Linked DNA regions of Mus musculus: region 1 is linked to region 2. Evidence: chromatin loops called from intact Hi-C (ENCODE). Cell type or tissue: heart. All regions are shown on one strand. Each heading gives the region's core, and the rest is flanking DNA. Links, peaks and the distances in the headings are about the cores only.

Region 1 (5,372 bases), core at 198-5,197, 180 kb after region 2:
GTGTCACACAGATCTCCAGTGTTCTGAGGTGTCACATAGACTTGGGCTGTTTTCTGGTTTGGCACCAACTGGCTATGTGACAACACCAAACTCCTTAGCTCTCTTCTCTTCATGCCTGGCGGGGCGTGGGGTAGGCTGGGGATGAGAGTGGAAGACAAATGACCCCTGTGCATCTATCCATCTCTGGCTATTTTTCTTTTTTGTTTTTTTGTTTTCCATGAAAATTAATCCTGACTTGTCCAACTGCCCCACTGTGTGTCTCTCAGAGGCTGACATACACACATGTTTTAAAACTCAAATGTGTACCTTCTACCCTTATTTTTAAGCCATGGTGGCAATCTCTGCCCTAAACTCAGTCCAGCGCTTCATTCCAGAATGATTTCTGTTGTGTGATAGTTGGCTAGGAAAGTATTTTCAAGTCTTTTTAAATTATAGGACAGCATCTCCTCCTCTTCAGGCTTCCAAACTGTAAACATGACCATAATCTTTGACTGTTATCCAAGGCTTTGCTAAAGCTTTAGACAGCAGATATCAAAATCAACCAGCTTTATGCATTGGCTTTACTGTTCTATAAAAATCTTCTGGCAAGCTTCAATATGCTGGTATAACTATAACACGGGGTTTGGGGGGAGAAGACCCCCCATTAATAGGAGAACTGAAGACCAGGCTAACAGGTTTGTTGATGCACTAATATAGAATAATCTCTGCTAACTATAATTAACTCATATGCTCCTGTCACAGGTTGACTCTCCAAATACTTGCCCGTCACGACTGATATTCTTCTGTGAGACGTGAGCAGATGCTCCAACAACTGTCTGGAGCCTTGGAGTGTGTGCCCTTATCCTTGGCAGGAGAAGCGTCTATTTTTAGGAAGGTATTTTGACACTTTACCTCTTGGCTACATTGTCTTTTTAAAAAAAAAAAAAAAGAACCGTCCCAGTGAATAGTCTCCCACTCCCTACAGGGCTACAGGGCGTGCAGAGACACTCAGCCTGAGCTTGTTCGCTGGCAGTCAACTGGCCCAAGACCAAAGCAGCTAATCAGCTCCGGGTTTATTTTGGGGTTGGAGGGTGGTGGGGGTGGGGTGGGGAGGAGATACCTTCTCACACACTGACAGCCTTTCTCTCGGCTTCCTCTCCTACAGGCTGTCCTGGTTAGCTTGACAATTGTCTTGGGACTTCCAATCAAGGTTCCTCTCTGTGAGAAGGAACATGCCTCATGCTGGCTTTTTTTTTCTGAGGACTTTTTCAGAAGGGACCAAAAACATTGTTTCTCTCGTATTCCTGAAAACCGCCTGACTGCTCCGTATTTAGCTCAGGAGAGAGTTAGGGAGGCTGTTGCTGCTGTGCTTTGGGGGGGTGGGGGGGGGATAGCTGGGAACCACGATGAAGAAGCAGCCGTGGCAAACGAGCCAAGTCGAAATGTCTAATTGACATGTAAACAAGAAATGAAAGCAAAGGCATCTCTATAAAACAAAGCAGGACAGAGTGATACCAAAAAGAGACCCACCTAAGCTGGTGAGAACACATGAAGTCACAGCAGAAACGCTGAACTCAGAGCTTCTCCTCTGGGCCCCCGGGGAAGGGCTATGGCACACTTTGCTGACCTGATTCTTGGTTTCCTAGAAATTCATCCTCCCTGTGTTCTCAAGCCCTAAGTCCACAACACAACGGTAAGCGAGGGTAGCGTAAAAACCATCAGGCTGAGGGTAAGGACATTTGCCTACAGCAGGAGGTGCCTTCAGAAGACAAAGAAGAGAAGCCCACTGTTAATGCTGTTTATAGTAAATATTAAAGAAAAAAATTTACAGAGTAGCAGCTGTCAAGTTTTCCTGATATGTAACAAGGTTTAATTTGTTTTGGGGCACTGTGGAAGTCTTAACTTGTTTGCTGGTAAATTTTTTTTCTTAGTGTTTTTCTTTTTAAGGCTCATGAGTTCTCCCCTAACGGATTCTTGAAGTCAGCCACCAGAAGTAGAAAGTATTCAGAAACCCTCTAACATTGTCCCAAGTGAAGGCAGGTCCCTTATGAGGAATCTACATACACTGTTGAGAACCTTATCATGTGTTCAGTCACTTTGGCAAAAACCAAAATACCCCCCCCCTCCTCCCAATCTCCTCAAACTAAAAATCGATCAAATGAACTCCCTCCCCAGAAACAAATAGCTTTTAGGTTGGTCATGTAGTTATCAAATATGATTGATGGCATTTGCTGAGACTCTAGTCGGTGCCAGCAAGGCTGGAGGAGAGAGCAGAGAATTTCCTAGACTTAGAGAATTTTTTTTGGCATTGTCTCCTAAACAATCACACTAAGACCTCCATGTATTGACAGCTCGAAGATTCCAAGAGAGATAATCTGTTCTAAGATTTGGAAAATAATGATGGAGAATCAGGACATTTCCTGAGGATAAATGGCCAGCTGGAGAGAATTAACTCTCAGCCTTAAGTTCAACCCAGTGCCATTAACCCGCCCAGTCCCTGGGCTCGAGCTAGACCGGTGGCCCTGTTTACAGGACACATGCAACTTCCCTGTGGGGGAACCAGAGTGAGGACGACGATTGTTTGTAGAGAACTTATTTCATAAGTTTGAGACTCTCTGGGAATAGCAAGTGTGACTCGTAGGGAAGTTTAATGTTGTTACTGGTGACTGGAGCTGGCCAGGCTGCTCCAGCAGGCGGCAGGGTGGAGACCTGGCACAAGGCCTCTGTCTGTTCATTGTGCCAACAATCCCTGAGCTCGGTGCCATGAGCTTACTGCAGCTCAGCAGATCTATAATCGCAGGCCAGAAACCTACCTTGGCAACCTTTTGAAACTTCTGTCACAATCCTTGGAGAAGCAGCAGAGAAGCAACTGAAGTCAGCTAGGGGGGAAAGAGAGGAAAGAGCAGCTGCCTTGGTGGAGCCATCCTAGAGTAAGAGTTATTACTTTTTGAGGTCTTGGCAATTACACTTCAAAGCCAAGCAGCATCGTCAAAATTTCCCTATTTTCTTTTAATCATTAATGCTACCCTCTATTTGATATTCTTTCAAAGCCCGGCATTCCACAAAGCAAGCGATTAGCAATTCTTACTCCAGAGACAAGCAGAGCAGCAATGGGAAGAAGGAGGTTTCAGTCTTTGCATGGGTTTCCCTCCTGTGACTGGGACGATATTGCTACTTGAGCTCTTTGACTGTAAGTCCAGTGCAATGTATACATCATTTGCATTTTCCCAAAGTCTTAGCAGTCAAACGGAGCACGTTTTAAATGGTAGAAAAACCTTCACTCCAGCATCACAGCCTTGAAAAACTCACATCTTACTTTTTAAATTAAATGGGGTTTCAAAATGGTATGTCTAAGTATATAAATGGATAACTGGGGGGGGGGGTACAATTACTTAAAAAAATCATTCCCTCTTGCATTTATAATACATTTTAGAGTGAGCAATGAATATTTTATGCAGAACCTATTTTCAACCCGAAGATGGTTTACATTTAAAATTCTCTATTCAAACGTGTTCCCACAAAGAGAGCGACCCATTGTCAGCTCTCCATTGTTTCCATGTCCAGGCTGCTGTCAGAAGGGAGCATTCGGTGATATTCCAGGAGCGAGTTTTCATTTGTTCAAGAAACTGGTAGAGCCCATTTATGCTAATGTGTTATGCTTAGCTGACCTTTGATTCCACACGTGACTGCACAAGCAAATAACCAGCAAAGATGGACGCTTGGCATTGAGCTCTGGGCTCTGGAGCGGGAGATTCAGGTTAAAATAGGATTTGTTGCTATAGGCTCTTCTTGCTTAGCTTTCACAGAAAATGGCGGGCGTGTGAGTGGTGTGGACAAAGACTTGAGAAGGGATAATGTATGCTGAGTGCTGTCTGCTGTAGTGGGTGCCCTTGACCTAGCTCCTGTGCTCTGAGGTGTCCTTCCTTTCCCCTGTCCTCTCTTGGGGAAGTTTGGGACTCCCTGCTTTTGGTACAAGAATAACTGAGCTGAAAGCTGTCTTTCATCCAGCAAGACCCAGAACACATAAATACCTTCTATCAGAAGCCACCTGACCCTCAGGAGCTAGTTAGTGCTCACTGTATTATATTCTCTGTAGCATGGACGATGAATTACGAATAAATAGAACTTACAGATTCAGAGAGGGGTAGACCAGAAGGAGCTTTGGAGAGCATTCCGTACAAGGAGCTTCTGTTCTCCATAGTCTGGCTGATCAGAAAAGAGCTAGGAAGTGGGGTTCAGCCTCTGCAATAAAAACAGGTCAGCTTTCATTTTATATATATTGTGGTTCTAAGTAGGACTCTTTTTTTTAGAGCAAGAACATTCTGTCATCACCCCACCCCACAACCCCTCACTTAAAGCTTCTGAGAACCCCTGGTGACTTCCTTTTACTGCCAAGGAACTAGAGGTCTAGAGAAATGCATCGTAGCCGAATGTTGCTGCAAATATGGAGATGCCTATCCAGCCCTGGTTTTCTGGTTTAAACTGGATGGGGTTAGCATGTCACTACCTTTTCTTGAGTCTTCTTGTCTGGAAAGCCTTGAACAGAGTGTCAACATCCTGTTTCTCTGTTATCTCTTATAATCCTTGGGTGTGTACAGTTAAGCATGTGTGAAATATGTGGGGACTGGCATATGTATGCATGCACGCGTGCATGCACGTACTTGCTTGCACCAGGCTATGGGTATGAAAACAGTAACGCAACAAATCTCCAGACCTTCGGGATCCAGTGGGACACTTCATAGCTGAGGGGGACAGTGCTTGGAATACGTTTTTTTTAGCTTTCCATATTATGGCATGTGCTGGTACTGTGGTAGCTCATGATAAATACGGTCCCCAATCCTTTGACCTCTCTGCCACCAACATGACTCTGAAACTCATGGAGACTAGAGATCTCTCAGTGCTGAGGGAGGTTATAAGGAGAATGAGAGTTTAGTGTTCTTAGCATTGTACCCAGGCCATTCGTATAGAGCAAGTCAAGGCCCACGTCGACAGGTCCATGTCGACAGGTCACTGTTATCAATTCTGGAATGGTCAAGGAACTCATAGTGACAGTTAGGGTCTGAATGTTTTGAACTTTACATTGCTACATTGTTGAACCCTAGATTGCTGACAGGACAGTTATGCCCTTCCCCCACATAACTGGGGGTTCTATCCAGTTCCATTTAGTACAAGAAACACATCTGCAGTCCTCCTCAAGGCCAGGCACAAGCTGTCAGCCCCTGTGGAGGGAAGACTCTTGGAGTTCACTTAGCTCTTGGTGTTCAGCTTTCATTATAAAAGATCATTCAAACATAATGCCACATTGTTGATGGAAATAAAAGAAAGAATGTTGCTGCCATGGAAATCAGTATGGAGCTTCCTCAAACAAACCAACAAAAAGTAGGATGACCATA
Region 2 (5,372 bases), core at 231-5,230:
GGACAACTAAGGGCTAGTGTTCTGACCGACCTTTAGATGTACAACTCAGCCTTTGCCTTGTTTCTCTAGAGCAACGGTTCTCAGCCTTCCTCATGCTGCGACCGACCCTTTAATACAGTTCCTCAGACCTTGCTGACCCTCAACCATAAGATTATTTGGACACTTCAGAACTGTGACTTTACTACAGTTATGAATTGTAACAAAGATCTGATATACAAAATGTCTGACATGAGACCCCTGTGGGGTTTGTGACCACAGGTTGAGGACTGCTGCTCTAAAGTGTTTTCTTTCTTTCTTTTAAAATTTTTTTCTTTTCTTTTCTTTCTTTTTTTTTTTTTTTTTGAGACAGGGTTTCTCTGTATAGCCCTGGCTATCCTGGAACTCACTTTGTAGACCAGGCTGGCCTCGAACTCAGAAATTTGCCTGCCTCTGCCTCCCGAGTGCTGGGATTAAAGGTGTGTGACACCATGCCCGGCTTTAAAATTTTTTAAATTTTTTAAATGCATTTTTTTTGTTTATATAATGAATACACTGTAGCTGTCTTCAGACACACCAGAAGAGGGCATTGGATCCCATTACAGATGGTTGTGAGCCACCATGTGGTTGCTGGGAGTTGAACCCAGGACCTCTGGAAGAGCAGTCAGTGCTTTTAACCGCTGAGTCATCCATCTCTTCAGCCCATCTAGAGCGTTTTCTAAGTCAACAACATCAAATAAAGTTCCAGAAGCAGCCGCGCTGTAGGGAATGAGAAAAGATGCCAGAGGGTGTTCCTGGCCATCTAAGAAGAGTGGTATTGAAAATTATGACCAGGAAAAATGAGAGAAAGGCCTGGGAGGGGCACCTAGTTCCCAAGGAAGCCAGCACCGGAAAGGAAAGCAAACCAAAGTAGCAGGAAAGGGGAAAATGAATCCTATTGGCTTGCGATTGTATAGTTGAAGAGGGGGAGGGGCAACCTGGAAAGGGAGGGAAGCCTGGAGGGAGACAGGAACCTCAGAAGCTTATAATTGTGTCAACTCTGCTGTGGTTTCTAGTAGTCATCGTTTTCTGGGACCAACTCACCAAATCACATCAACTTATGCAAATGTAACAAATGATGCAAATATGAAACAACTGTCAGGGGACTGGAGATGTGGCTCAGCAGTTAAAGAGCACGGGCTGCTTCGCCAAAGGACCCAGGTTCAATTCCCGGCACCCCGTGTGGCAGGTCACACCGGTCTGTAACTCCAGTTCCAGGGGATCCATGGCACCAGGCATGCCCGTGGTGCACATACATGTGCACGCGGGCCAAGTCCCCATACACATAAAACCAATCAAACATCTGTCAATGTTTTTGTGACTATGAAGTCTAAGATCGTAGCACTGGTCACTTCCCAATAAATTTCCACGCTGGCTGCTGTGTGAAGATTGCCCGGATAGTGTAGAATCCTTATGAGACTCTTTAATTAACCTGAACTGATACTGATCTGTGAAATTACTGGGCTGCAGTTCCTTAGGTTTCTGTCCCCTGCTGCTAAGTGCCACCCTTTGAGCTACAGACTTGAACAGCGTCTTTGTTAATCTACTTGTTAACAAGACCCTGGCTCACTGAGGGTGTCACCCCGAGGTCCTTAGTCATTCAGCTAAACATACAGGTCAAATAAGTGTAACCAAGGGCAAATGTGGTAGCATGGAAGCCCGAATACTTCTGTTCTCAAAACACAAATTAGATATACACATTTCCTTGCTTATGCCCTTAGTTTAAAATGAACCCAGAGCGAGCAAAAGTTGGAGTCGAGATTTGAATTTCCCAGTAAGCCACACACAATGATTAACCCTTTCAAACACACAGAAAGAACAGTCCAGACCTGTTGCCTACAGAGACAAAAGGCACTGCTAACATAACCCAAGTCAGCTCTATTTGTGCTGGAAGACCAAGCTTAACAAACTTATCGGAAGGTTGCTAATGCAACTAACTTCCCTTTTTAAAGTACTTCACGCCAGCAATCGGTGGCATTTGGACATTTGCCACTGGGTATTTTCCAGGTAAATCTCCACCCCATTTTCCCAGCTGTTATGTGCCACCAGTTGCCAAAATACTAGGCAGTTTTTCCAAGAGAGTCTGTGGAACTCTTCGACAGCATTCTAACTTCACAAAAGTACATTCCGGGACAGACCGCTTAACAAAAGGAGGAAATTCCATGACAAGGCATGGTACTTTGCCAGAGACACTTCTGGAGCGATCTAAGCTTGCGTACTGTGGCCTGTGACAAATCACGCAAAGCCGTGTCTACCAACACCATCATTTTCCACAGTGGGAGACACATTTTCTCAAAACTGTGTTCCCATCAATCTCTCTCTGATTTTTTTTTTAATTTCTATTTTCGGCAGCGGCCCAAGGAAACGGCGGCCAGACCTGACTCCAATGTACACAGAGACTCGGGTTTCACCCCGTCACCTGTTGGCTCCAGAACAACATCTCCTTTGTGAAACTTACAGCTCTCATGGAACGCGCTTCTCGAGAAAACACTTCCAGAAAGTATGGGAGAAGACTGGAGTCGTCAAAAACAAACAAAAACAAACAAAAAACAAAAATACTCCACACCGCCCGCTTTATCTGCACACGGGTTAACCCAAGCCTTTAAAGACAGGATAGGAAGAAGGATGTCACCATCTTCAGGGACACAGCAGGGGTGAGCACGGCGGGGGCCACCCAGACCTGGGGAGAGCCTCAGTCCTCCGCCCGGGCGGCGGTGACTCTGGCCGCAAGGGGGCGCCTCATCCCGGTCTGCCCGACGCCCTGGTGGCACAGCGGAGGCCAGCGCCCACCCCGCGCTCCTGTCCCCGCGGTCCGGTCCCTTCCACCCGGTGGCAGTCCCTACCCCGTGCCCGCATCCAGCAAGCACTGCGCGCCTGCGCGCCTGCGCACCCGGCGGTGACCCCAGACCCCAAGCCCGACCCTGTCCCCGGTCCCCGGGGCGCACAGACCGTTTGCGTTCGCCGCCGCTCGCTCCACCCCCAGCTCGGCTCCGGCACGGGGCCGCCGGTCGCGGTCGCTCCGTCGCTTTCCAGGAACTGTCACGCTGACCGTCCTCTGGCAGGTGTCCACCGGGGCTTGCCCGCGCACGGCGTTCCTAGAAAAGTTACCCAGACGCCGGAGCTCCGCCGCCCGCCGCGCTCCATCCCCCGTGGCACAGGACTGCGGCCAGCGCGCTGCAGACGGCCCTGGAAGCTTCTGTAAACTTCCCCCGCCCGCAGGTGCACGCGCGGGCGCAGGCGAGTGTGCAAGGGGGCGGTGCTGAGCCTCGAACTCGCGGCCCCACACGCTGGGCTAGGGAGGAGCTCGATGAAGGCTTTACACCCCCAGCCCCAAGGGGCTACAGCTTACACAAATCATCTCCAGGCTGCCCATAACAATGCCAGCAAAAGGCGCGTTTCACCCAGTTCTCACTTGGAAAGGCTCATTAACATACGAATTCTCCCCCCTTAGGACTTTCTTGCATTTAAAAGCAATTCCTGTGGCTTAGAGCCGGAGATTTATTTTTTATCAGTAAACAACGGCGAAAGCAAAGGAGTCAGGCACACGATGCACTTAGGGAAAGCTAGGAAGAGTTTTAACTCCTCCTATCCTTGAAACACCAGAAAACGCCCCGCTGCACGTCCATGTTAATCTTGTTTCTGTGCTATTTATAGGAGCTCTCAGAGAGGAATTTGGCTTCAGCTGTCTGCAGTAAGGGCTCGGAGAAGCAAAAACTGGACCTCAAAGCGAGCCCAGGAAGCAACAACAATTACTAATGATCATTAGGAATTAGCAATCAGGAGAATCCACATTCTAAGCTACAAGCTGTAGTTGGGATCAGGTGAGGGGGATGCCAAAAGAGGGGTGAGGAACAAACTTAGATGCTCCATCCTCCGTAAAAAGCTATGGAATAAACGCACCTTGAATGCCACCAGTTTCTACTTTAAAGCCGTATGGTGATTTTGCAGCATATATTTATTTATATAAGAGAACAATAGCCTATTGTAACTGCGATTTAAAAATACACAGGTTGCCATAAATAGATCCCTCCTCAAGTAAATAGTTGTGTGGCCAAATTCTGTTATCTCTGCTGCATTGTGAAGAAGCAGGGTACAAGCTGGATTTTTTTTTTTTAACGTTGCTAGTTTTTTTTATTTTAAAGTGACAGAGACCAAAGGGTCCTGGCTCTGTTAGAGTAGTTGGGAAACACTACAGACATCACAAACCATTATTTGCAATTCAAGTGGATTCAAGTTTCCCAAATGCTTCCCAGAGAACAAGAAGTCCCTCTGTCCTGAGAACACCGGAGTTTGTGGGAAAACCTCTAATGAGCCCATTTCCCCGTTGATCTGTGAGATTCACCAGTGAGAGTTGTGTCCGAGTCAGACTGCTCTTTAACTCGTGACTTTGGTCAAATTTTACAATTTTATTTTTGGACAAGGGTTTTTCATACAGCGTAGGCCACACTGCCCTCAGATTTGCTGTTTATCCTAGCCTGACCTCCCAAGTGCTGGGGTTATCAGAGCAAACCACTATATCAGTCTCAATTTCCCCATTTCCTATTTCATTCTGTTTGACTTTCTCAGAGAATACATGGGCTACAGGCATCCTTAGAACAAATGTACAACCAGCCAACAGACTTTTACATCACCCTCTAAACCGGCATGTTAGTAAAATGCAGATTATATGCTGCCAGGCTGACCCCTTTTTAACAAGAACTCTTAAAGGAGAGTTAGCTCCACACTGAATGTGGAGAGGCGCAAATATCCCCACTCCATCCATCCTGTGGTGAGGTTTATCTGTATTAAATGTAGCCAGCTGTGGGTGTGTTACAAGGTAGCTACTTGTAAATACTGTTTGCTACTTTTCCAGCAGGTACTGTCAACTTCTCTATTGTGTTCCTGCCCAAGAAGCAGTTTGGAGACAGTTAGAAACTTCCTACTAACTTTCAATCTGAATGAGACGGACCTTTCCGTCTGGTCTGAAAGGCACTGCTATTGTCAACAGTGAACTTATGCAGATGGAAGCAATCCCCCCCAGCTGGCATCCTTTTGTTTCAGCTAGGTAGAATATTCAGTTATTTGATGATCACACTTTAGGGGGCTGAGAAAGGAAACTCAGAGATTCTCAGGGTTAGCTTCCTCCCTCTTCATTTCCACAGAGAGGGTCCTCCACCCCCACTTTCTCCTCCACCCCCACTTTCTCCTCCACCCCCCACTTACTCCTCAAAAGCCCCAGCCTCCCCTTTGGCCTCACAACACTTAGCGCGGCCTGGCACCGTGTGCCTATTTAGTCGTCACCTTACTATTATTGTTCTGTGGAGGACTTCTGGCGTTCACTGGCGTGTTCTCAGCACTGTGCCCAGGGCGGTGAGTCC

The links. Peaks named below come from ENCODE experiments on the same cell type or tissue, not always from the same donor. Only the 100,000 strongest peaks of a DNase experiment are listed, where the experiment ranks them.
Region 1: a loop joins it to region 2, with 2.2 times the contacts of the local background. A loop is called at or near these places in 1 of 42 quality-filtered maps.

The regions. Positions count from the first base shown.
Region 1 is chr15:93,697,575-93,702,946 of GRCm38, forward strand. Gm41387 (a long non-coding RNA gene) reads left to right here. Exons shown (of 3, transcript XR_875601.1): 2 at 742-874; 3 at 965-1,072. It overlaps Gm41386 (a long non-coding RNA gene), which reads right to left. Exons shown (of 7, transcript XR_875596.1): 5 at 4,110-4,221; 6 at 2,793-2,858; 7 at 1-135. Among named protein-coding and RNA genes, the nearest start is that of Gm30339, 6.2 kb to the right of the region's middle. In heart, for the core only: a CTCF peak has its summit at 2,677; DNase peaks (open chromatin) are centred at 1,017 and 2,687; H3K4me3 peaks cover 1,241 bases; H3K27ac peaks cover 2,914 bases.
Region 2 is chr15:93,516,300-93,521,671 of GRCm38, forward strand. The region is part of intron 1 of Prickle1 (prickle planar cell polarity protein 1); the gene reads right to left. Among named protein-coding and RNA genes, the nearest start is that of Prickle1, 77 kb to the right of the region's middle. In heart, for the core only: CTCF peaks have their summits at 2,737 (motif pointing right) and 2,940; DNase peaks (open chromatin) are centred at 2,132, 2,762, 3,092 and 3,662; H3K4me3 peaks cover 3,608 bases; H3K27ac peaks cover 4,460 bases.